Linked DNA regions of Homo sapiens: region 1 is linked to region 2. Evidence: read pairs that join two places in POLR2A ChIA-PET (ENCODE). Cell type or tissue: Panc1. All regions are shown on one strand. Links, peaks and the distances in the headings refer to the core of each region. The heading gives the core; the rest is flanking DNA. Region 1 overlaps ATXN1 (ataxin 1). Region 2 overlaps ATXN1 (ataxin 1).

The links. Peaks named below come from ENCODE experiments on the same cell type or tissue, not always from the same donor. Only the 100,000 strongest peaks of a DNase experiment are listed, where the experiment ranks them.
Region 1: POLR2A ChIA-PET joins it to region 2 with 9 read pairs; 3 of 35 experiments call an interaction of 5 or more read pairs at or near these places.

Annotation. Positions count from the first base shown.
Region 1 is chr6:16,714,524-16,727,353 of GRCh38, forward strand. The region is part of intron 2 of ATXN1 (ataxin 1); the gene reads right to left. Among named protein-coding and RNA genes, the nearest start is that of ATXN1-AS1, 40 kb to the right of the region's middle. RefSeq lists an enhancer at 9,220-9,832. In Panc1, for the core only: no CTCF peak of the experiment used is centred there; no DNase peak of the experiment used is centred there; H3K27ac peaks cover 4,000 bases.
Region 2 is chr6:16,553,380-16,566,209 of GRCh38, forward strand. The region is part of intron 4 of ATXN1 (ataxin 1); the gene reads right to left. Among named protein-coding and RNA genes, the nearest start is that of ATXN1-AS1, 200 kb to the right of the region's middle. In Panc1, for the core only: no CTCF peak of the experiment used is centred there; no DNase peak of the experiment used is centred there.

The DNA.
Region 1 (12,830 bases), core at 4,908-8,907, 160 kb after region 2:
CAAAGAAGAAAGTAAAAACCTCCCAGCTGACACTTAACATTTGTCCCATCTTTTTCTAAGCATCAATATATAAATATTTAACAGTATATACATGTTACTTAATTTTTAAAATTTGTAATTGTATATGTATTTTCTTGTATACATTCCTTTGAAAGCTCTGTGATGGGTGTAGGCTGAACTGCTGGGCTGTACTGTTTTAGAGCAAAAAAAGATACTCATGCTGTAATTCTAATTTTTCTGTGTTTCAAAGGGGGGGCTATTAATTTATTAAATTAATTTTTAAAATTTACTCAAGGTGAATTCTTATCCAGATCAATTCCAGGAGTTACGGGGCGTGGAATTTGCCAGATAAGCCACACCATTCTATGCCATCAAGTCACAGAAACTGGCTTCCCTACACTCTAATTTGTGCCTTGTCTGTTGCTTTGGGCATGAAACAGAATGTGGCTTCTTTCATTTCTCACTTCATTACCTAAAGTGGACATACACCTTCCCATACTCCCTCTCCCCTCTCCTTCCCTAACCTATCCCCTGCCCACCCTGGCCCCATTATTTCTCACTTGGATAACAGGAAGGTCGTACAACTCTCCCTTTTGAACTCATCGTCCACACTGGGTCAAATCTAAAATACATCTGCATATGCCACATCCGCTAAAAATCATTACAATAGCTTCTATTTAAACATGAGTATATCCCATCAGCCTGGCCCCATGCTACATGCGTTCAGACATTATCATATCTTTATAACAATCTTAAGAGACAGAGGCTATTATTTTAACGTTAGAGATAAAGACTCTTACAGCTGAGGTATGTTAAATAACTTGCTCAAAGTCACAAAGCTAGTAAAATTTAGGGCAGCTGACTCTGGAACCTATAACATGTGTTAATTCAAAAAATTTCATGACTACTGCCATCAACGGCAGTGGTTCCCAACATTTTCTTCAATCAAAAATGTTGCAGACTTCAGGCACTAGATGTTTAACTCTTAATATCTGTTGATCAAGAAGATGTACAATGGTCAAAAAGATACTATGAACTTAGTAACGCTGTGAATGAATTCTGGCTAATGACTTACAATATCAGCCAGCTACATATATTTGGAAGAAAGCTCCTATTTCTGTTAGTGATTCTGATGACCAAATCTACAGACCATGCTTTGTGTTGGTATGAATGTGCAGGTCCTCTTTTACAAGAAATGTGGTCTCCCATATGTTTTGGAATCTACAGATTAGAAAACCCCTAGAATATAAGCCAAAGTCCATACTCCTTAGCATTTGAAATGCCGTAAGTTTCCCAGTTTGGCTCCAACTTACTTTTCCAACTAGATTTCCTGTAACCCCATACCACGTCCCCTAAGCCCTACCTCTAGTTGTGTTAGACAAGCATTCCCAAATTACTGGATACCATGCACACTCAAGCCTAGAGGACCACAGCCATTTCTGCTGCAATTCTCTACCTGAAGAACTCAATCTCCTTTGAGACAGAGCTCAAACATCTCCAACCCTATGGAGCCATTCCTGACAACACCCCCACCCACTCAAGGCTAAATTAACGCATCCTTCGTCCATATGATCACAGTCCTATGATGATAAGTAACACACTACAGATAAAATGACATGCATCTCTGTATCTAGCTATCTGACCACTCTTCTCATCCAAACTTCCCAAGGGCAGGGATTGTGCTTCTTCATCAGTGTCTTAGCCCCAGCCCCATCCCTGAAATATGGTAGGTACTGTTTGTAAGATTAATAAATGAGTATCAATGCCAAGCTGGCTAGTGATTTTGCCTGGGGAAGTCAGTTTGGAAAATAGCTCTGACCACTAAAGAAGCTTTCTTTCAGTATGTTGTAATGGTTAATCATCTGTAAACCAGAAAACTCACAACGTCCTCCAAAAGTAGAAGACAAATACACTAGGAACTGGAAGATCTGAGCTCAGGTCCTGGCTTTCCTATGAACCAGCTGTGTGACTTTGGTCAAGTCACATTCCCTCTCTGATCTTCTGTTTGTTCACTGAATTGTGGCAGGGTTGTGGGGGTGCAAAAGGAGGGCTTCTAGTTCTTCCCTGATGCAATTCTCTGACGTGCAAAGGTATAGACTACAGTTGGCAAACATTTTCTGATGAGGATCAGATAGTAGATATTTCAGGCTTTCTTGGACTATGGTCTCTTTCACCATGACTCAAATCAAATTCTGCCAGTGTAGTGCAAAAACTGCTATAGACATTAGACAAATTATTGGATGTAGCTATGTGCTAATAAAACTTTATTTACAAGAACAGGCTGGATTTGGCCCATGGACCATAGTTTGCCTACTCCTGGTCTGGATGAATGCCTCCTTGTTGCCATTCAGTTCACAGAGCTTGATATGAAGATACAGTTCACGAGATGTCCATCCCAAAGCCTCTATCCATTCCAAAGGGACTTATAAGAAGGACAATAAAGATTACCATTCCCCAACCAAGAACTTGACAACGGGGAAGAGATTGCCTAGTTAGCGGTTTATAGTAAGAACAAAATTTAGTGGATGAGAACATGGACATACAAAGCCAACTGAAGAAAGATAATTACTACCATCACCACTACCCCTGCCCCAGCCAGCACCTGATGAAATATAGTCATGAATTTAAGAAAAGACTGTGTCCTCAAAAGGGCGCCAGGGCTGGCTTAGCCAGGAAAGTACAGAGTCACTAAAGTCTATGTAGGCAATGCCAAGGTTGTTGGGGAGAATACAGTGTCTTCACAGGCAAGGCCACCCTAGTGAGATGACTGTAGGGAGTAGCAGGCAATGACTGACATGTTCCTGGTCCCACTAGAAAAGCCACCCTTCTCCTGAGATGAACAGAGAGGCAGGCTATGTTTGCTTGGTGCCACTTAACAGTCAACTCATCCCACTCCCTTGTTCCGATTCCCTGCTCACCAAGCAAACACCTGACTCCATATGGATCTTCCTTAGAGAGCATGTGCACTGTGACTGCTGCTGATACCTGCAGCCAGAGAGCAGCAATTTCTCAAGGCACATCAATAAAGTAGCTTCCAGTTAGGATTTACATTCCCATGCAGCTTAACACAGAGAGAGAATGTGCTCATCATGTGGGCCTTGAGAGTATGTTAGTAATGGTTTCCACTGCGGATTAACATTCTGGCATAACGATCTCGTGGGTCTGAGGATATGCTGGCATCATGGTCTCAACTCAGGCTCATCTGTGGCATAGCTCTCTGAATCAGCATGGCAAGCCCTGGACACAGACCAGAAGCCATCTCTAGTCTCCAAAAGCAGGGGCAGAAGGCGGCGATCGTATGCAGATCCAGCCAGCCCTCGCTGACAGCATGGCTTACACGCCACTTCTGGCTCTACTCACTTTCAACTGATTTTCACAGAGCTGTTTAGGATGATGAAGCCAAAGAACCTGGTGCTTCAGGACAAAGTTTCTGTTTGCTTCCCTATACATGTATAGAATGGAAACTGGCACAAGATTTAATTAAGTGATGTAAAAACCAGAGGAAAGTAAATAAGAGCAACAGCCAAATATCCACAGTACCAATTAGTGACTGGCAGAGTTGCCACACAACAAGGTGCAATGAACAGTTTATGTGTTTCTTTAAAAAATCTAAATCATAGTGAAGGGTCAATGATGCCCAGAAAATGCCAGCTCTTTTGCCCTATTAAGCAGAAAACAAAGGCTCAGTGTATAGAAGTTAGAAAACTTTTAGCCACAAAAATATGACAGTGAATTATGCCTCTTAATAATATGCATGGGGCAAAATGAAAGAGCATTCCAGAAAGAAGGTCAGTGCCTGTTTTGCCTAAATCTTGCCAGGATATGCAAGGCCAAATGCCCCCAAACCAAGGAAGGAAAACAAAACTAACTGCAACGGAGCAAGAATGCAAAGCACCTCCTTTCCTGTTAACTGTGACATAATTCATTTTTCTCCTTCTGTTCCAGAACTTCTAACCTATAGGTCATGCTTATACCCACAGAAGAACCAAGGGAGTAAGGAAGCTGCTGGTTTCCAAAGAAAATGCTTACTTCCCATTTGCAAAGCGTTTCGCTGGAAATGCTGTGTTGAGTTACACCATCCAACTAGGAATTAAATATATTATGCTCTTTGGTAAATTATCAAAATGTAAACCAACAGCTACAGTGGAGACCATCTGAACTGCCAAGAGTTTTAACACTGTGATTTTAGTGAGAAAGAACATTTCCCCTGCTGTTTAGTTTTCAGCTAAGTTCAGCCTAGCTGTTTAGTTTTCAGCTAGCTTCATACAAAGCTGTGCATTGTACGCACAGATGTGTGCACACAATGTATACATGAAGACAACCACACACTTTTGTTCATAGGTTTTTACTGGGAATTTTCACATAGGATTCATTAAGTGAAGGTATGTAGCATGATAAAACTGTCATTTCCTAAGTTTTTCTACCCACCATAATTTGGGAAGTGGCTTTGTTTCTCTGACTACTAGACTTCCTGGGGACTCTGTCTTTATTTCCCGGGGACTCTGTCTTTATTTCCCATAACATTTGCAGAGTGCCATGCACACAATGAGCACTTAATAAACATTTGTTGAATGATTCATCTCCACAATATCAACGCAATTAAGAGAAATCTGGCCTTTCACGTGAATTTATGATACAAGCAAAATAAGCACAACAAATTTTAAAGCTCTTTAGTCCTCTGTCTTCTTATATAGAAAACTATTCAGTATTTCTACATCAAAAATTCTCCAGGGAAGGATAAACATACATTTTTTTATACATTCCCCCAAAGCACAGGAAGAAAGAGCAACTTTATTTCATTTGTGCAAATTGATAGATCACCTTTTGAATTCATGCTAAACAGCTAAATGTCGCAAGCAGCATGCTGTCAAAAACTGTCAAGTGAAATAATTATTGATTGGTGCATTAAAATTAAAAACGAATGTAGATTAATAAATGAAGATGGCTTTAAGAAAAAGCATGTCATCTACAACTAGAAAAACCCGACAGCGAATCTGCCAGTCAGGGCTATAGGGCTTAGAATGAAAGATTAAAGAGGAAACAAGAATAAGAAGATAAAAATTAACCACACAATGGCCTTTGTGACAACCCATGACAGCTGAGATAGGCTCTCCGGATGGTCACATCCCACCTGTCCTTCCTTTTCCAGCCCCTGACATAAATGTCATGGATTTCCCGGGTGGGTCCTAAATCCAATGACCACTGTTCTTCTAAGAGACAGGAGAGGACCTGGTACAGACACAGAGGAGAAGGCCATGTGAAAACAGAGGCAGAGACTGGAGTGACGCTGCCACAAGCCAAGGAACGCCTGGAACCACCAGAGGATGACAGCGGCAAGGAAAGGTTCTCCCAACAGAGCTTCGGGAGGGAGTGTGGCCCGGCTGACACCTGATTTCAGACGTCTGCCCTCCAGAACTTTGAGAGAACAAATTCCTGTTGTTTTAACCCACCAAGTTTCTGGTAATTTATTAGAGCAGCCCTGGAAAACTAACAGAGTTTCCCATCACATTTAGCGTAAAATCCAAGCTCCTGCAGCCTCTAGATCAATTCAAAGGCTCCTTCTGGCCTCAGAGCCTTCACCTGGCCATTCTCTTCCTTTACAGTGCTCATCCTCAGATTCTCATCTCACCCTTCACCACTCCCATCTTCCAGGGCTGGCTCCTATACCTTACTGCAGTCTCTGTACAAAAGCCCATCCCCTAAGACTTTCCCTGACTCCACCAAACAAAAGAATCCCCTTCGCCCCTGCCATCACTCTTTCTCCTAACATATCCTACTCTATTTTGGGGGGTCTGCAAATAGAGTCTACTTATGCAATTTACTTGTGGTTGTCTCCACTATGAGAACATAAGCTCTCTGAGGGCAGGGACTTAGACAACCTTGTTTGTTCTCTGTTACGTCCTCAGTGCATACAACCATGTCTGGTGCAGAAAAGACATTCAATAAATACTTGGTTGTATAAGAATGAATAAATTATTTTTCTGTGCTTTCACTCAATTATAAAAGCCTGACTTGATTAGCACCATCAAGACATATGAGCTTAAGACATTCTCTGCATTGCAAGTCAAGAATGCTTACTATTATTTTTGAAAATATCTGAGGGTTTACAACCTCTCTCCAATGCTCTTCTATTAAAACTCAGTTGATCCAAACATGGCTTTTTTGCTTTTATTATTTGGGTCGAGCTAAAGCATGGTATAAAGGAGAGGCCTAAATCCTTTTCCTACCAGCTATGTGAGCCTGAGTAAGTAATTACCCTCTTTGAGCCTGTAGAAAAGAATGATAAAACATGCTGTGTCTATATCCACAGGGCTGCTATGAGAACCCATTGAGGTAACCCATCCAGCAAAATATTTCTTTAGATGCTGTTCAGGCCAGATACTGTGCTAGCAGTGACACAGTTAGAACCCAGGCAAGAAATGTCTGTCCTTATCAAGCATACCTCTAGGCACATTTTGCAAACTGTCAAGACTTGTGCAGATGTAATGGAATCTGAGATTTGTGCTTGACACACCCAGAGGATAACCAGCTCCCCCGTTCCAAATTATTCCTGCTCTGCATACCTATTAATACAAATGCAAACCAGAAGATGGTTCCCTTAAGACAGCTATTAGTTTTTACTCAATTACTCACACATTTCCCCAAATGTTCCTCATTTGTCTCATGCCGAGCAATTTCTAATACAGATAAAAATCAGGAGCTACTACGAACAAGGTTACGGCATGTAGCCATCCCAAAATGTGGATGCCACAAACCCTGAAACATTATTCCTTTTCATTATTTCAAAAGAAACAAACCACATTTGAAATATGTACCAAGTGGCTGGGGGTGGTTGTTCATGCCTATAATCCCAGCACTTTGGGAGGCTGAGGTGGGAGGACTGCTTGAGGCCAGGGAGTTCGAGACCAGCCTGGGCAACATAGTGAGACCTCGTCTCTACAAAAAATTTGAAAATGAGCCAGCTATGGTGGCACGTCCTTGTAGTTCTAGATATTCGGGAGGCTGGAACAAGAGGACTGCTTGAGCCCGGGTATTTGAGGCTGCAGTGAGCTATGATCATGCCACTGCACTCCAGCCAGGGTGATAGAGGGAGACCCTGCCTCTTAAAAAATAAATAAATAAATACGTACCAGGTATGTCTGCAATGCAGATTTAATGTAATAATTTACAAAATGGCCATGTCATGGTTATTTTTAATTGAATAAAATAGGTAGCTTATGGCTTGTTTTCTGTAACTCAGCCTTAACATTTTGTTAAGCCTTTCATTTGTTTTCCTCAGAAGATGTGCCTATCTTTCAATTCTAAATAAATGGTTCCTATGAACCTTTTGAGAAACAGAATTCTTGGAGGATCTGATTGAAAGCTACAATCCTCTCCCAGAAAAACCCACATACACAGAATGTCATGCTGTAATACAGTTCCTGGGGGAGCCTTGGGACGTTCTGGAAAAGTTCAGTGATCAGAAATGAAGAATTCCCAACCACCTTATTGCAGTGGCCGCAAAGGGGCACACTCAGTGGCCTCACCTGACCACTGCAAAGATTCGTTCTTCTAGCCAGCCTACACAATTAGGCACCAACTCAAAGCAATATCATGTTGCAAACTATGCAGCATTAACTGATGTTGAGGAAATGAAAGGAGATAACGAGTCCAAGCACGCACATTACACACTTCTCCCAAATGGCACTGCAGCAGGGGGCGGCTGTAAGCCAGGCAACAGGAGATGCATTCATTAGCCATGACCTCCCAATGCCAAGAAAGGGCCCAAAGTTCAGCAAATGGGGATGATTAGAAATTTTACAAGAAAATGAAATCTTGAGCTTTTAATTTTACTGAAATGTGATTTTCTGCTTTCAACTCAAAATGCATTTACATGTTCCACGTCCTGTGAAGTTATAAAGAAAAGATACATTTAAATGAACAAAAGCCAAAGGAAGTGCTCACTAATAATAGTCTAATTACAAAAAAGTATCTCCCCCCACCTGCCCCACTGTTTGTTCAATAAAACTGATTCCATACACTGAACCATCTCACTATCGCTTTTCTGGGCTACATGTATATGAGCGCAAAACTCACAGTAAATAACGATAATAAAAAATCCAAAATAACAGGAAACATCTACAATTATCCAGAGAAAATATGTCAAATTATAAAGTCTCTGAGTCATGATAGTAATCAAACCTGAGTCTCTATTGGCTTTACAAAACACTATTAATATTTCCTGTAATAAAAACTGAGGTGTAGTTACTCAGGTTCTTTAGTGAGTCAACACATGTAATTTGCTAAAGCTGAAACACACTGTTGCTTTCCCCATGGCTGAGAATGCAGTGTCAGTAACATGCGAGTTTTCTGCTCTGCTTCAAAAGATCTGTTATGTTTAAGAATTTAAAACACACACACACTCTCTCTCACACACACGCAAATACAGAAGTATTTTCTACCAAAGAAGGTACAAGGTGTTTTTACCCAACAACTCTGAATGTGTGTGATCATGCGTAAAGTTCTCTTTAAGTACTATTGGTATGCTACATTTAAAATATTTCAGACTGTGTTTCCATAAACATTTATACAGACTTCTCAGAAATAAAGGAGAATTCTACTAAGGATTAAAAGTCACTGCCGTGATTTATAAGCTATTTCAACTAAACATTGTAAACTTTGGACTATTTACTTTTCAGTGGGAGAGATCATTCCTTCCAGAGATAGAGTAACATACTATATTATCATTTTTCCTACTTTTAAGTTTCCAGGTGTAACATCTCTGGGGACATTTTCATTTTATTAAAAAATAATAATTTTTGTATGATCCTTTAAACAACAATCTATCCTTCTGCAGTTGAAATGAGTTCAACTACCCACAGTCAGCTTACACATAACTTATTACTATAAATCAACTATAAAAACTAAGCTACAATCATTACTTAATCCTAAAAGGAGGAGGAAGAGACAAAACTCAAGTACAATCTTTTATAGATAAAATCATGTTCTATATCACCCCTTTGGATAAACCTTTTATTTATGAATCTAGCGCATTTCCCCTCGTAGGCTAAATTTCCTTAAGCTTTTCTGGACAAATTCCCTGCATTCAACAGAATAAGTTCCAATGTTTAGTCAGAAAAGAGACTCTGGAGCATTAAGATAATTACACAATTTCAACTTCTAAGTATATATATTTTTAAAATTAATAACATAGTGCACTTCCTTACTTAGAAGGAAATTTAAATTACAAAGAATCTGACATTTTGAAATTTCTGAACCCAAAAGCCATTAAAAAAATAGCCCATGAGCCAAGCAGCTTCACTAAATGTTTATCACAGTGTAACATTTCCACAGTATGAAAAGTTTCTGGCTATCATGCAATTTTAAATTCATGTCCATTTTCACTCGACTGTGTTTTTTTAACATAAGACTAAAGCATGTTGATTCTTACACAAATCATAAAAGAGACTATGAGGAAAGTTCAAAGTAACCTCAAGCATGATGACTTCACGTTCAAAAGATCTTTCTCATGTTAATAACATTTAAATCTCTGCCTGTGTGTGACTCACATGCCTCAGACTGGAAGTTCAGCCCAATCAGCTCTCCCAACTGATTGGTGAGGGAAGTACATACTTCATTGTCTTAAACCCCGAGTGACTGGCATTCCCTTTAACTGGGCAGTGTGTCTAAATATGGAAAAACTTCATGAGAAACTGAAACAGGCAAAGAGGAAAAATATTACTGGCACCAGTCCTTCAGTATGAATCGAGAGAAAATTCATGAAGTCTCCAAAAGAATTTTTTAGGTGTCTTTTTGATGAGCAGGAATTCCAGTGCCTAGGGCTTTCAGTTCTTTGTGCATCAAAGTTTTCTTCTAAGCATGTATGGTCATGGAAGAGCTGGAGTATCTTTCATGACAATGGCCTCTAATCAAACCCAGTGTTCACCCCTGAGAGACGACCTGTGCACTTCACTCCATCCATCACAGGCAACTAAATATACAACCAGGGCAAGCAACCCATGAACAGGGTGAAAAACAGCCACTGGAGCTGGCTATTTACAACCTTGCTCTGCTCTAAAACTTTCTACGGGACAACCATTCAGACCCGAGTTCTATGTACAATAGGTTTCAGCCTTAGCAAATTAGATAGATGCACTGACTTACTTGCTAAAGAACCTGAGGAATGACGCCTTAATTTTTATTATAGGATATATTAATAGTGTTTGGTAAAGCTGATATAGAGTCAGGTTTGATTGCTGATATAGAATCAGGTTTGATTACTGTCATGACTCAGAGGCTTTATAATTTGACATATTTTATCTGGATAACTTTAGATTTTTCCTGTTATTTTGGTACTGGGTTGCAGCACACAGGTGGCACCTAGTCTTAGGGCTGTGAGGATCCCGCCATGGCCTGAGCTCAGTCACTATTACCAGCTTCACCAGAGAAAGACAGGAAGTGGAGAAGTCCAGGCTAACATGAGTTTCCCAGAGAAACACAACTTATTTTAATGTCAAACCTGTTAAACTAAATTATGATCCATTTGAGAGAAGGCAGGTCAGATGACTAAAACTAACCGTTTATTAAGTTTTGAAGAATGGAAGTGGCTATATGGTTTTATAACATGATCCCTTGGAAAATTAAAATGAAAGTATGTTAACTTCCTATGGCTTTAAATGGTGTGTCTTGCTTGTAATGTTGGACACTGGACTCCTCTAGAGCCTTCTTAAGTACGAGAGCTGAGTTTTCTGTGTTTATTTAGGTTTCGAGAACTGCTATTTATTACTCCGATACTGCGTGTTTTCATTCCAGAGGAGTGTGATTGTTAATTTGTTATTGCGAGTTCCTTAAGGAGTCAAAACATCCAGAGAAAAGCATGAACTACACACAGCAATAAAGGCTAGAAAATGTCTCAACAACATGGAAATGACTCACTGCTAAAGACATGGGGGATTAAGAAACACTCTCCCATTCAATTCAGGGTAAATTTGTTCAGATGAAACAAACAAGAAAAAGAGCTAAATCCAGTTTTTGAATCAGAAACCGAATTTAGAAAAACATCTTGGTTGAAATGCCCTGTGAAAATAGTTTTAAAGTATTTCTCTTCCTTCCTCTCATCAGTAAGGTCAATAATCACTTGCACTCATTGTGCATATTTGGCCCAGTAGCTACTCCCACATTCTCACATTCAACAATATTTATGCCCAGATAAGGGAGAGAATCATCCTTTCACAAGCTGACTATGTTTATTCCAACATTTTCCTGCACCATTTTAAAGGAAGAGAAAAAAAGCATCAAAAGAAAGCTTAAGCGCTCCTAAGGGAAAAGACTCAATACATACAGACCTTTTTAATCAATTCAGATCCAAGTACACAAGGAACAAGTGCATATGGGCAGGAACGACTGGTAAATATTTGCTAAATAAAGGCAGCTGATATTTCTCTGCCCGCTTTGCCCCTAGCCCTCTGACTCCTCCTCCCCACAATACCCACATAATTTTCCTTTTGGCCATAATATAGAACTCAATCACCATATTAAGATGAAGCCCTAGAAAGTAGCTTCTTATACCCTGTGAACTGTAAGAGGGAGGGGTTCCAGCCGGGCACAGTGGCTCATGCCTGTAATCCCAGCACTTTGGGAGGCCAAGGCAGGCGGATCACCTGAGGTCAGGAGTTCAAGACCAGCCTGGCCAACATGGCAAAACCCCATCTCTACTAAAATACAAAAATTAGCTGGGCGTGGTGGCGTGTGCCTGTAATCCCAGCTACACAGGTGGCTGAGGCAAGAGAATCGCTGGAACCCGGGGGAGCAGAGGCTGCAGTGAGTCAAGATTGCATCACTGCACTCCAGTCTGGGTGGCAGAGCAAGACTCTGTCTCAAAAAAAAAAAAAAAAAGGGAAGGGTTCCCAGTTCTGCCCACTAACATTAAGAGATTTTCATATGTATAATATCTTAGTGTCACTGCTAAACTAAAACACTAAGGTAGAACTTCTCTTCGTAGATGATACCAATTATCATTTTAAAATGCAAATTACTAAGACCTCTTGCACCCAATTATGTATGACATAGAATAATTTCTTGGCCGGGCCCGGTAGCTCACACCTATAGTCCCAGCACTTTGGGAGGCCGAGGCGGGTGGATCACTTGAGGTCAGGAGTTCAAGACTAGCCTGGCCAACACGGTGAAACTCCATCTCTACTAAAAAGACAAAAAACAGCTGGGTGCCTGTAATCCCAGCTACTCTACTCAGGAGGCTGAGGCAGAAGAATCGCTTGAAGCCGGGAGGTGGAGGTTGCAGTGAGCCAAGATCATGCCATTGCACTCCAGCCTGGGCGACAAGAGCGAAACTTCATCTCAAAAAAAAACAAAGAATAATTTCTTAACAGGGTCCTACTTCAGATGGATTGCTCAAGAGTTCAGGCCATATGGAGTACAATTAGACACTGAACATACTACTTTCTGGATCTGGGCCAGTATGACAAATATTACAAAAGCTATTTTTTCCAGAAAGTCATCACAGTTTGAAACAGACAGTGACTTATTACCCTAAAGCCTTTTCAATTATGAAGTGCCTGCTCTGGTGTTACTACATATACAAAGGTGGTTACAAACATAAATAAGTAACCAAGTCTGTTTTCTCTTTCTCTCCTCTAGTAAATTATGTTAATTAAGCAAATTAAGATGATTAAAGTTCAAAATCTTTCATAATTGTTTACAATTTTCAAGTATCAGTAAAACCACAAAGCAAATAGATGTATTAAATATAATAAAAAAGCAATTAATTTTGGATCCATATATACTAGTAGGTAAGAGAAAAAATGGAAATAAATAATTCCAAAGTGAGGTTTGAT
Region 2 (12,830 bases), core at 3,230-7,229:
CCTGCATGGCCTTCCAAGTGAGGGTCAGTTGTCACTCCAGGATGCTTCCACCATACTTTGTATTTCCGTCTCACAGTACCTTTCTCAGTGCACGGTAATTGACTAGATATGTTCTATCCACTCTCCTATAATAACTATAATGTAGTGCCATGTGGGTAGGGGCCATTTTTATCTTGTCTACCTTAGTATCTTCAGAACTTAGCACTCTGCTTGGTACATGGCAGACTCTCAAAAATATCAGTTGACAGACTGATTGAAAATAGAATCCGTGGTTCTGAATAATGGCTATTTACTCACCCCAGTCCAGCATGCATACCACTGTCTGTTACCGCATGGGCCCTCACCATGGCCCTCAACAGCCCATGGCCACAGCTATTGCCTGGGACTGACCATCCCTACTAGGAATGTGTCACGCCCCTAAATGAGACTGTGAGTTTTCTCTGCTTAAAGACAATCAGAAACCAAAAGCTATTATAGCTTTCTCCTTCCAGAGATCCAAGGGGCCTCAAAAAATCTTAAAATAGGGAAAGCTTTGAAAGGCAGTATAGGCAAAGCCTAAAGCATTTAGGGGTGGGAACAGTTATCCCTTTGTACATAAACATCTTTGAAGGACAGGGCAGCACTGTGAGTCTCCATTTTCATGGAGTGCTAGGCTAGCATATTTTAAAGAAGAAGATATCTTTTATGACACAGATACTTGCACCATAAATTGTAAGTAGATTAGGATATGTCTATGCCACAACACACAATCGTTTAAGATGATGTAATCGAGGGACAAAAATAATTTGGGGGCTAAAATGATCAACTCCACACAAGAATAATCTACTAATGGTATAACAAGTGATTCATGGAAAAGATGATCCTGGCAAAACAATAACTTTTGTTCAAGGCCATCAAGAGGTTTTCCCTAAAAATCTACTATGCGTTTAGCCCTGTGCTAAGATTTGTGGAAAATATGGAAGAAATCATTACCCTGGGCCAGAGCTCATTTCCTCCCCAATCTCTAAACCCACCCGAGAGACATTACTGTCACATTTCCAAAATGCAAATGAAATGCTGTCCCTCATGTCTACAGCTTTTTTATTTTTTGAGATGGAGTTTGGTTCTTGTCGCCCAGGCTGGAGTGCAATGGTGCGGTCTTGGCTCACTGCAACCTCCAGCTCCCAGATTCAAGCAATTCTCCTGCCTCAGCCTCCTGAGTAGCTGAGATTACAGGCGCCCGCCACCACGCCCGGCTAATTTTTTTGTATTTTTAGTAGAGATGGGGTTTCACCATGTTGGCCAGGCTAGTCTCGAACTCCTGACCTCAGGTGATGCACCCACCTCAGCGTCCCAAAGTGCTGGGATTACAGGCACATGCCACCACGCCCGGCTAATTTTTTTGTATTTTTAGTAGAGATAGGGTTTCACCATGTTGGCTAGGCTGGTCTCGAACTCCTGACCTCAGGTGATGCACCCGCCTCAGCCTCCCAAAGTGCTGAGATTACAAGCATGAGCCACTATGCCTGGCCATGTCTACAGCCTTTAACGACTCTCCATCATCGTGACTATAGTCTGAACAGGATACACGAGTCCCCACTCAATCCCACGCTGGCTCATCTGTCCTGTCTCAATGAGTGAAACTCCCCATCTCATACCCTGGGACTGAGCCATGCTCTACTACAGTTCCCTGGGTTTCAAAGATTCCTCCACACCCATGCCTTTGAAAATGCTGCCCTTCTATGCTTAGAAGCACTTCCCAAGAACATGCTTCCTGTTTATTGTACATAATCCATCTCAACCATCATCTCGGAGGTCTTTCCTACAAACACTCCTTCATCCTTGGTCCTGATGTGATACTCTTTCCATCCCTTGCTTCCTGTGCTCCACTTACAAACACTGCCTGAGCAACTGCTCTCTACAAGCCCCATGTGAGGTGCTAGATGTACAACATCTCATAAGTACATACAAAAGCCGTGAACTGTAGGCATTACTTGCAGATGACAAACTAGGCTCAGAAAAGTTCAGTAGCTTGGTCAAGTTCACACAGCCAGTGAGCTCCATGCTTTTGGCTCTGAGGCCCTGGTTGGCTTCTCCTAAACACACCACCTAACAATGCTACCATATGTCAAACTCAACACTAAGGCAGACTCGCCTAAGACACCCACCCAGAGCCCAGTGGTTCCTACAATCGGAAAATCACATAAAAGAAAGTTTTGACATGAGACCGGCTGTCAAATAGACACCTCTGCAGGCCAGGGGTGTGTGTGTCTAAAACCAACTGGGTGGCCACATTGTTCTGCAGTCTGTTTGCCTTCCAGTGCTTTCTTTCCTGCCTGTCATGCAGATAATTGTGTAGTGTGTCCCAAGCAACAGGACGCATCAGTTTCCCTAATTTATGGAGTCAGCCTAAACTCCTTTTGTTTATGACCACAACACACTAACTCTGTATGTTAGATGTTTCCAACAAGCATCAAAGCCTCAATTGTTACTGTCTTTTGTTTTGTTTTCCAGTTCTGCTAATGCAAGGGACAGCCTGTCCTGGTATTTATTACTAGAGTAATGTCAGGTTTGGGGTTAGCTCATAAAATACCTCTCTAGTTTGGCTTTCTTTGCAAGAGATCAAAACATTCTTTTTTCTTTAATGGCACCATCAAAAAGAATCAACATATAAACATGTTTCAATAGGCATTCTTTTTCCTCTTGTGGTTTCTCAGTATTTGGAACTCTGTATTATTATCTTTTGCTTACAAATGATAAAATATTTCACTATTTTCTTGCAAGCCTTTTCGGAGACTCTTTATCATTTTGGTTGACAATTAGTGTTTTGTGTCATTTTTTGGTAATAATATTTTGGGGAAAAAAACTACCCTAGTAATATTTGGTTTATCAGGTGACTTGATCTGGGGGGACGCTGAGGAAAATGAGGTATACTTTTATCTCGTTTCTTCCATCCCATTCTTCCACCTTTCTTCCTTTTCTCTCTTAGCAAAAGCCTTTACTACATATTCCTATAGCTTCTTAGTCTTTTTACTTCGTTGGCAAAAGAAAAATAGCATGAGATTAAAATACAATTGCTGCCTTCTTCCTTTATAGCACAGACTTCCCACTCATAAACTCCTGTCAATGCTGGTAAGAAAAATCAGACTACTATTTTATCACTGCGGGAGAACTAACACAGCATACTTTACCTTTCTGCAAATAATTCCGTCAGATTCAGCATTTCCAAAACGTTTTCTACTCATTATAAAAGCCCTACAAACGCCAAATGGACAATAAACAGGCTCCACCCCAAAGGCAGGCTCACTGTTAATGGGGGAACATGAGAAGCATCCCATTAAAAATAGGAACAACATGAGGATGTCTACCATCATCTCTGTTATTTAACACTGATCTGTTAAACTTAGCCAATTTAACTGCATAAGAGAAATAAATAAGGGATATAAAAATTATAACAGGCAGAAAAATTATTATTTATAAATGCTATGATCTGAGCAAGTCAATTGAACAACTTATTAATTAGAGAATTCTGTAGGGTAACTGAAACAAAAGAATATACAAAAATCAATAACCTTTCTAAAGGACAACCAGTAAAAAGGTATCCCATATTTAAATAACAACAAAAATATAAAATGCCTAGGGATAAACTGAAGGAGGACTATATGCAAGATCTACATAAAGAGGGCTGGGTGCAGTGGCTCAGGCCTATTATTCCAGCACTTTGGGAGGGCGAGGTGGGCAGATCACTTGAGGTCAGGAGTTCGAGACCAGCCTAACCAAACATGGTAAAACGCCGTCTCTACTAAAAATACAAAAAAATTAGCCAGGTGTGGTGGCAGACACCTGTAGTCCCAGTTACTGGGGAGGCTAAGGCACAAGAATCGCTTGAACCTGGGAGCCAGAGGTTTCAGTGAGCCAAGATTGTGCCACTGCACTTTAGCCTGGGAAACAGAGTGAAACCCCATTTCAAAAAAAAAAAAAAAAAAAACAAATCTACATAAAGAAGAATGTTAAATACTACTGAGGGACAGAGGAGGAGATAGGAACAACTGCAAAGGTCTATCTTCTTCTTGAATAGAAAGTCAATATCAAGAGAATAATTCTTTCTATATTTATCTATAAACTTATATGATGTCAAAAATACAAATTAGAAAGCTAATTCTGAAGTTCCTATGGAAAAATAAACAGGAAAGAATGGCCATAACAATGATATAAAAAGAAATAAGAAAAGAATACCATACCGATATTAAAAATATTATAAAGCCTTAGAAAGTAAAACAGTGTGCATGGGCACAGGAATACTTAGCAAGGTCAACAGAAAAGAGGTCGATCCAAATGAATACTGGACTTCAGTGAATGATATGGGTGTCACTGCACTTTAGTGGGAGGAAGGACTTCCAATAATTGGACGGCCACCTAAAAAAATATAGATCCCTAATTCACATCCTGCACTAAAATAAATCCCAAGGTGACCAAAGATTTGAACGTAAAAAATGAAAGCATAAAAATATGAGAAAGAACCTTGAAAACATTACGCTAAGTGGAAAAGTCAGTTGTGTAAGGCCACACATTATATGGTTCCATTTATATGAGATGTCTAGGACAGGCAAATCCATAGAGATAAAACATAGATTAAGTGGATACCAGGGGCCAGAAGGTAGAGGAAATGGGGGAGTGGGTGCTTAATGGGTAAAGGTTTTCTTTTTGGAGTAATGAAAATGTAAAATTAGGTTTTGATGATGATTGTATAATTCTATGAATAGATTAAAAACCCATTTATTAAAAGACTGCATTGTGGCTGGGCACAGTGGCTCACACCTGTAATCCTAGCACTTTAGAAGGCTAAGGCAGGAGGCTGCTTGAGCCCAGGAGTTCCAGGTTGCAGTAAGCTGTGACTGCACCACTGCACTCCAGCCTGGGTGACAGAGCGAGATCCTGTGTCAAAAAAAAAAAAAAAAAAGAAAAAAAAAAGGTAAGTTTTACGATATATGAATCATATCTCAATAAAACCTTTTTAATTTTTATTTTCTTTTAGAGACAGGGTCTCACTCTGTCACCCAGGCTGGAGTGTAGTAGCACGACCATAACTCACTGCAGTCTCAAACTCCTGGGCTCAAACAATCCTTCCACCTCAGCCTCCCGAGTACAAACAGGCGTGCGCCACCATGTTTGGCTATTTATTATTATTATTATGTAAAAACAGGGTCTCCCTGTGTTGTCCAGACTGGTCTCTAACTCCTGGCCTCAAGTGATGCTCTCGCCTTGGCCTCCCAAAGTGCTGGGATTACAGGCATGAACCATTGTGCCTGGCCAAAACTATTATTTTTAAAATACTAATAAAAAATACGAGACAATTTAAAAATTATAATTACTGCGTAGAAGAGACCTAAGTATGTAAAAAAATTAAAAGCCAAAAAATAAAAATCTGATAAATAAGATGACTTTAATTTTTTAAAACCCTGCATGAAGAAAACATAAAGTCAAAAGACAAACGGAAAAATTTAAACTAAAATAGCATAAGACAAAAGGACTAATCTTTTTAGCTGTTACATGCTCCTAAAAAAAAAAGTCAATTCACAGGATAAACCAAAAACGTAGTAGAAAAATGGGCAACGAGGATGAATATACATTTCCCAGAAAAGAAAATAGGAACGGCTTTTAAACATATGAAAGTATATTCAACCACCACTATAATAACAGAAACCCATATTAAAGCTACTAGAATATAGTAGTTTTCACCTCTCAGATTGGCAAAGATCGTGAAGTTTAAAAACATCGTCTGTGGAGAAAAGCACACTCAAACAGTGCTAGCAGGAACATACAATAGGACGAATGCCAAATTGGAGGGCAATTTGGCAAGGTTTACCAAAATTAAAACTGCATATTCCTTTTGATCCAACAATTCCCCTTTAGTAATTTCTCCTCCAGAGATCCTTGCTGACATACAACATGCTATTTATAGAGAGTTGTTCACTGAAGCATTGTTCATAGTAGCAAGTGACTGGAAACAACCAAAAAAAAAAAAAAAGTCCATCAATGTGGGACTGAATACTTTATGGCAAAATCATACAATCGAATACTATTTAGATACTAAAAAAGAATAAGGCTGTTCTATGTTCCGATAAGAAAGGTTTTCCAGGACACACTGTTAGGTGAAAAGAGGTAAAGGGCAGAATAGTGTATGGGGTGTAAACATTGTTTTAAAAAACCTATATTTTTGCTTATATAATCATAAAATATCCTTAAAAGGACTCACAAGAAAATGATAATGGTACTTGCTTCTAGGTGAGAATTCAAGTGACTTAGACACAGAAATAAGAGAGATGCTTATTTTTCCTTGTACATCTATCGTACCTTCTGTATATCTAGCAATTCAAAACAATATTAATGCTTCAAAAAGAAAGAAAAGAAACCAAGCATACCAAGGACACTGAAATATAAAAGGAGCAAAGTACGTGGTCTAATTTTGGATAGCTTTGTTATTTTTAGTATGTTTAATAAAAAAAAAATAAAGTTTTTTAAACCCTCAAAATTGACTGCCCAGGAAACTGATTTCAACTTTTCCCAAATAGAGGCATTTGGCTAAGCTTCCTGTACACATGTCTGCACCGCCTCCCCACCCCACCATCACAGGAGACGGGACCACCTCCAAGACCAAGTGGATAATTCAATCTTCATAATCCATTCAAATTTGCCCTCTGTTGTAGCTGGAGATATGCCAACGAGAGGGGTTTGTTTAGATTTATCCTCAGGATGCAAAGAAAAAGACCAATTTTACTTATTCTGCGTAGCTGAATTTTTAGGTCTTCCAATGGTCATCAGTTAGGGTTAGAACGAAAACAGCTGTAAAAATGTCCTGACAGGAGCTGGAGACCAGCCTGGCCAACATGGTGAAACCCCGTCTCTACTAAAAATACAAAAATTTGCTGGGCATGGTGGCAGGTGCTTGTAATCCCAGCTACTCGGGAGGCTGAGGCAGGAGAATCGTTTAAACGGGGAGGCGGAGGTTGCAGTGCACCGAGATCACACCATTGCACTCCAGTTTGGATAGCAAGAGCGAAACTCCACCTCAAAAATAAAAATAAAAAAATAAAAAATAAAATGTCCTGACAAAGACTATAGTGAGCTCATCAGACATTCCTTTAATATGCTTGTTCTAAAGGGGGCAGGGGTGGAGAGAGAAGACTAGAATTGGTCTGCAGGGCCCAGCTCCTCTCAGACACCCGTCTTGGAGGAGGTTAGAAGAGTGTTCAGGGTAATGGGCCAGCAACACTAAAATGTCCCAGACTCCAATGAAGCTTCTCATTCTACCACTCCTGCAGAGATTCTTGTAGCAAATCCCTGGGTTTTTCACCTTGCCTGTCAAGCACAACTTTTTTGATTCCCTTGAAGACACATTCAGCATCACAAAAGAGGTGGTAAAGCTTACTTTCCCCCAATTATGACCATTTTTAGCATCACAGTCAATTTTCCACTGTCCACCTGATGGACCGGAGGGCAAAGCTGGCTGAAATTCACAGGTAATCCCAACTTTATTTTAGTCAAACATATCAACCTTGCCTCTTCAAAATGAAAAAACAACCTCTTGTTCCTTTCTTCTTTGTTCATAGGAGAACAAAATGGGAGTGATGTAATTAGTGGAGACAATGGGAGTGAGTAATTAGTGTGCTTTGTATACAATGTAGAGAAACTATTGAAAAATAAAATAAAAAGAATTTTATGAAATATTCTATAAAAGTCAGGCTTCCTACCCAGATGACCTTCGGAAAAATTTCTCTGAATCCCTGATGCCTTGGGTATCCAGTATGCAGTATATCTGATACAAGAGATTGGAGGATCCATGAGTTCATTCTGGGCTGTATAGTGATGCCATAACACTCATTGCTATTTTCCAAGCTTGAGAATCATTTAATATTTCCCTAAAACTATCTGATTAACTGCAAAATGGTGCACTGAGCAATGATAATATTTTTGCAATTACAGGAGTTAATTATTTTGGTTCAGACTATACAACAACCCTCTCCCACCCACCTCTCCACAGATACATTTTGCTAAGTTTTGCTTTTCTTCATTGGTAAATAAAAATGGGACATTCACCAACAAGTTCCCATAGAGCCATACTTTTCACTCCTTTCATTTAGCAAACATTGACACAATATTTACTGTGTTTAAGGACAGGGGTTAAATTCTCAATATACTGTCTCATGAGTACATAGTTTAAAAGAAATGTGTTTCAACAAATAATTTGAAAACCAAGTAAAAGTAAGAAAGGTCCCATTAAAAATGTGGACCAAAAAAAAGATAACTTCCTGGGGTCATTTGAGATTATGTCATAAGGAGAACACAGAATTTGATGTGGTCCTGGAAAAGAATATATAGAAATGCAGAGAGGGGAGGCAGGAGGATGATCCTAGGTGAAAGAAACCAGAGATGCAACAGAAGCAGAAAACCAAGGGAGCTTGAGGTGTGAGAGGAACATGTATATAATTATGGGGAAGCCTGGGCTGCAATGAGTAAGGTTAGGAAGGTAGGCTGTAACCAAGTCACAACACTCCCTCAGGACCTGGAAGATGTAAACAAGGAAGAAAAGTGGTTATACACACTTAGGCAGAATCTACTTTTAAGAATAAGTACGAAAAGGGACAAAAGAAGGAAGACATAAAGAAGAAATGATCAGAGCAGTAGAGGGTAAGAGAAAATAAAGGCAGATAAAGAGTGTTTTCAGAAACAAATAGGCTGATGCAGTGGCTCACACCTGTAATCCCAGCACTTTGGGAGGCCGAGGCAGGCGGATTGCTTGAGCTCAGAGTTGGAGACCAGCCTGGGCAACACAGCAAAACCCTGCCTCTACAAAAAATACAAAAATTAGCCAGGTGTGGTGGCCTGCACCTGTAGTCCCAGCTATTTGGGAGGCTGAGATGGGAAGATCACTTGAGCCCGGGAGGCAGAGGTTGCAGTGAGCCAAGATCACCCCACTGTACTCCAGCCTGGGCAACAGAGCTAGATCTTGTCTCAAAAAAAAAAAAAAAGAAGAAGAAGAAAGAAGAAAGAAGGGGAATGGGGAAGGGGAAGGAGAAGAAAAGAAAAGAAAGAAAAGGAGAGGAGAGGAGAGGAGAGGAGAGGAGAGGAAAGGAAAGGAAAGGAAAGGAAAAAGAAAAGAAAAGAAACAAAAGAAAAAGAAAAGAAAAGAAATGAAATGGCTGGCAGCAGCCACCGTAGGAAATACAGCCCAGAGGTCTAGGAGTAACCACTGAATAAAAGCTTACTAGTTTGAGTCCATCTTAGGCCAGTGAAGACATTGGGCCGAGAAGTTTCCAGTGCTTGGATGACAGAGAAGAACTGGTGACTAAGACTTCAGTGGGTGGTAATAATCTGGATGAATAGAACACAGACTATGTTTTCAAAACATGTTGAGGTTAAAGAAAGAATAGAGAAATGGAAATTGCCTGAGGAGAACAAGGTCAAAATAAGGGCTCCTTTAGTTTTTAAAAGACAGGCCACACCACTAGGCACATTCATAGACTGAAGAGAAGGTTTTGGTTAAGATGAAGATAATGAAAGATCAAGCAGGAGAGGGAGATAACCTAGGTGACAAAGCCTCAGAGAAGTCAGGGTAGAGAGGGATCCAGAAAACGAGGGGTCTTGGAGCCTTGCGGAGTGGGAGGTCTTCTTGCTCCTCTGGGATGCGTGAGCACAGCATGCAACACTTGTCTGCAACTGTGAGACAGGAGCAACGGACAGAATTAAAGGGAAAAAGAGAGTAGAAGGATTCATGCCTGGATTCTTCAAGATTTTAAAAAAGCAAGATGAATAAATGGTCCTCTACCAAAGTGAGGGTGAGGGTAAGTTTTGAAGAGACTGGAAAAGTTTGGAATAGATCCCATAAGAAATGTGACTATGAGCCCACTAGAAAAGCAATGATGACTCTCCTCAGATTAACAGTAAGAATTTACATCAGGACCCATCAGTTGGGTTTGGGGGCCTCTAAGCAGCTGTGCAGGTGATGGGGATCATGCAGGATTGGTGCCTGGAAAGGAATGCATGGCACTAAGCTATTGGGCATGCACAGTTAAACTTTCAAGCCATGAGGTCTAGGCTGGTTAGGGGGCAGGAATACGGAGCCTGAAGAAAGTGGCTATAGTGACCAAGAGTGGGGGATGAGTCAGGGCTCACAATAAGGAGACAACTGAGTTCTGAGGAAGAGAGGGAAAGCAAGGGGGTCAGGAGGCTATGCCCAGAGAGAACTACAGAGTCTGAGATTTTAAGATTTAGAAAGGTCCAAGTTGGGGGGTGTGAGGGTTCAAGTTGATACACAGGTCCGGGGTGTGGCAGTATCTCTGGGAAGCTGAAATGAAGGAAAGGTGAAGTCTTAAGGTGAGGAGATGAAGCAACTGCAGGGCAGAGAGAAGGGTCAGGTTAAACTTAACACCGGTCCATGACGCCGCTGCACTCAGACACAGAGGAAGTATTTCATCATCTTTTTGTCAACGGGGAACACAAATGCCCGCTCCAGGTCCAAGGGCTTAGGACGGAGCATCTGATTTATATTCCTTACTTTTTAGGATACAATTGGGAGAAGCTCACGAATAGAAAGAGAATTCTCTAAGATTTCAACAGGTGTATGATCTGGGATCATATCATGAGGGAGTCAACAGACAGCATGGACCTTGCTGAGTAAACAGGATGTGGGTCCAAATCCCAGCTCTTCTACCTTTTCAGCTGAATGACCTCCAGGCTTAGCAGCCTCTCTAAACCTCAGCCCCCGTCTATAAAGTGAGAAACATTGTAACACATACATGATGCTTAGCAGAGCGCCTGGGCATTCATACTTAGCAAAAGTTGGTTGATATTCTTACCCTTCTACAACTATGTTCTCAAGAAAAATCATTTTTGGGAGAGTGAGATAGGTAAGAAGAGAGAGGAGGCCATCGTGAAGCGAACAAATGTGTAAAATGAAAAAAAAATCACTTACAATCTTAATTTGTAACTACCTAAAAGTAGGCTGCACAGAGAAATGAAACTATGTCTACACAAAAACTTGGAAAGGAATGTTCATAGCAGCACTGTTCATAATAGTGAAAGAGTGGAGACAACCCAAATGTCCATCAACTGATAAATGAATAAACAAAATAAGGTATAGCCATACAATGTTACATTATTCCATCATAACAAGAAATGAATGACTGATGTATGCTGAAATGTGGATGATCCTTGAAAGCATTATGCTAAGTGAAAGAAGTCAGTCACAGAAGTCCGCATATTGCATGATTCTATTTATATGGAATGTCTAGAACAAGCAAATCTATATATAGAGAAACAGCTTCGTGGTTGCCAGGAGCTGAGGGTAGAGGATTGGGGGAAAATGGGAAGTGATTGCTGATGGGTATGGGATTTCCTTTAGGGGTGATGAAAATGTTCTAAAATTTATTGTGGTGATAGCTGCACAGCTCTGTAAATACACTAAAAAGCAATTCATTGCACTTTTTTTTTTAATTTAAATAAGCTATGCAGTCCTCAATGCCTCCTGCTCCCCATCTCCTGAATAAACAAGACTTTCTTCCCTGGGTGAGGGTCTTGATAGGTAGAATACTGTACACGGAATACAGAATTCAAGCAGTTCCTTGACTTATGAATATCAGAAGATGTCCATCCTCTTTCTCAGGAGACATTTCCAGGTGGATGCCAGAGGAGGTTATTTCTCTTCTTCCCATCTGCTTCTTTAAATCTTAGCTCCTGCATTCTGTTTCCCCATATGAGCATAGTGGTTAAAAATCAATCTCTGCTTTATCTTCACAGGCGAAAGCTTTAAAGTGGACAGGTCTTTCATACCTAGTTTGAAGTTTATGAAAAAGAATAAGGGGGCTACTCTGGAGTACTGTGAGTTTTTTCTGCTTCTCCACACCATAAGGACAGGGTCCCTGTAAGCAATTGTCCTCCAAACCAATCCACCTAATAGGCCACATCATTTTGTTTAGGGAAGAAACTGCAAAAAGAGATTACTGAAAAATCATTCCCCATAATCTATTTATTTGATGTTTGATTTATCTGATAAACATGCCAAAATATTGCCTAAAAAGTAATCTCTAACATCATATTATTACTTCCAGGAAATCAACCTTCTCCATAAAAATCAACAGTGTTTTTAAAGGAACGTTGAGGTTAAAAAAATCAGAATGACAATTTATTCATTTGCAAAAATAACAATAATCATAGTAATAATAATAATTTCCACATGAACCAGAAGGTCTCTGGGTAATGCTGGCTTTTAACCACAAACACACACATGCACACCAACAGAAACTGCCTTTGCTATTTGAACATTCCAGGAATCAAATGAAAACATTGCTCAAAAAATTTCCAGGTAAACCATGTTAATATCTAGGGTTAATAAAGTCTCTTTAAATGTTAATAAAGTCTCTCCATAAAATGTTCAGCCCTGAAGACACAGAACAAATGATAAAACATCATGTTTTATAACAGGTTACTATGGTCAATGGAGTATCAGCTATAAAATATAAACTTCTACTGAGGAAAGCACATCCGGCAAGTGTAAAATAGCCCACTGGGTCCAATTTCCATGAAGAGGTGCCAGCTCCATTTGGTATGTACAATCTACAAATGAATCCAAGCACTATCAGAACTGTTAACTGCATGACTCTGGATGGTAGGGGGAGGGAAGGGTCTCAAAAAAGAGAGAAAAAGGATTTTTCAGGATACTGGAAATTGAGAGCAGATTATAAAAGATTTACGTTGAATAACAAGAATAAAGCTTTCATGTATCTCTATGTGAAAAAAATAGCCTAGAAATCTGTAAACTCCAACTTGTCATAAAACATAAATCCGTGACACTT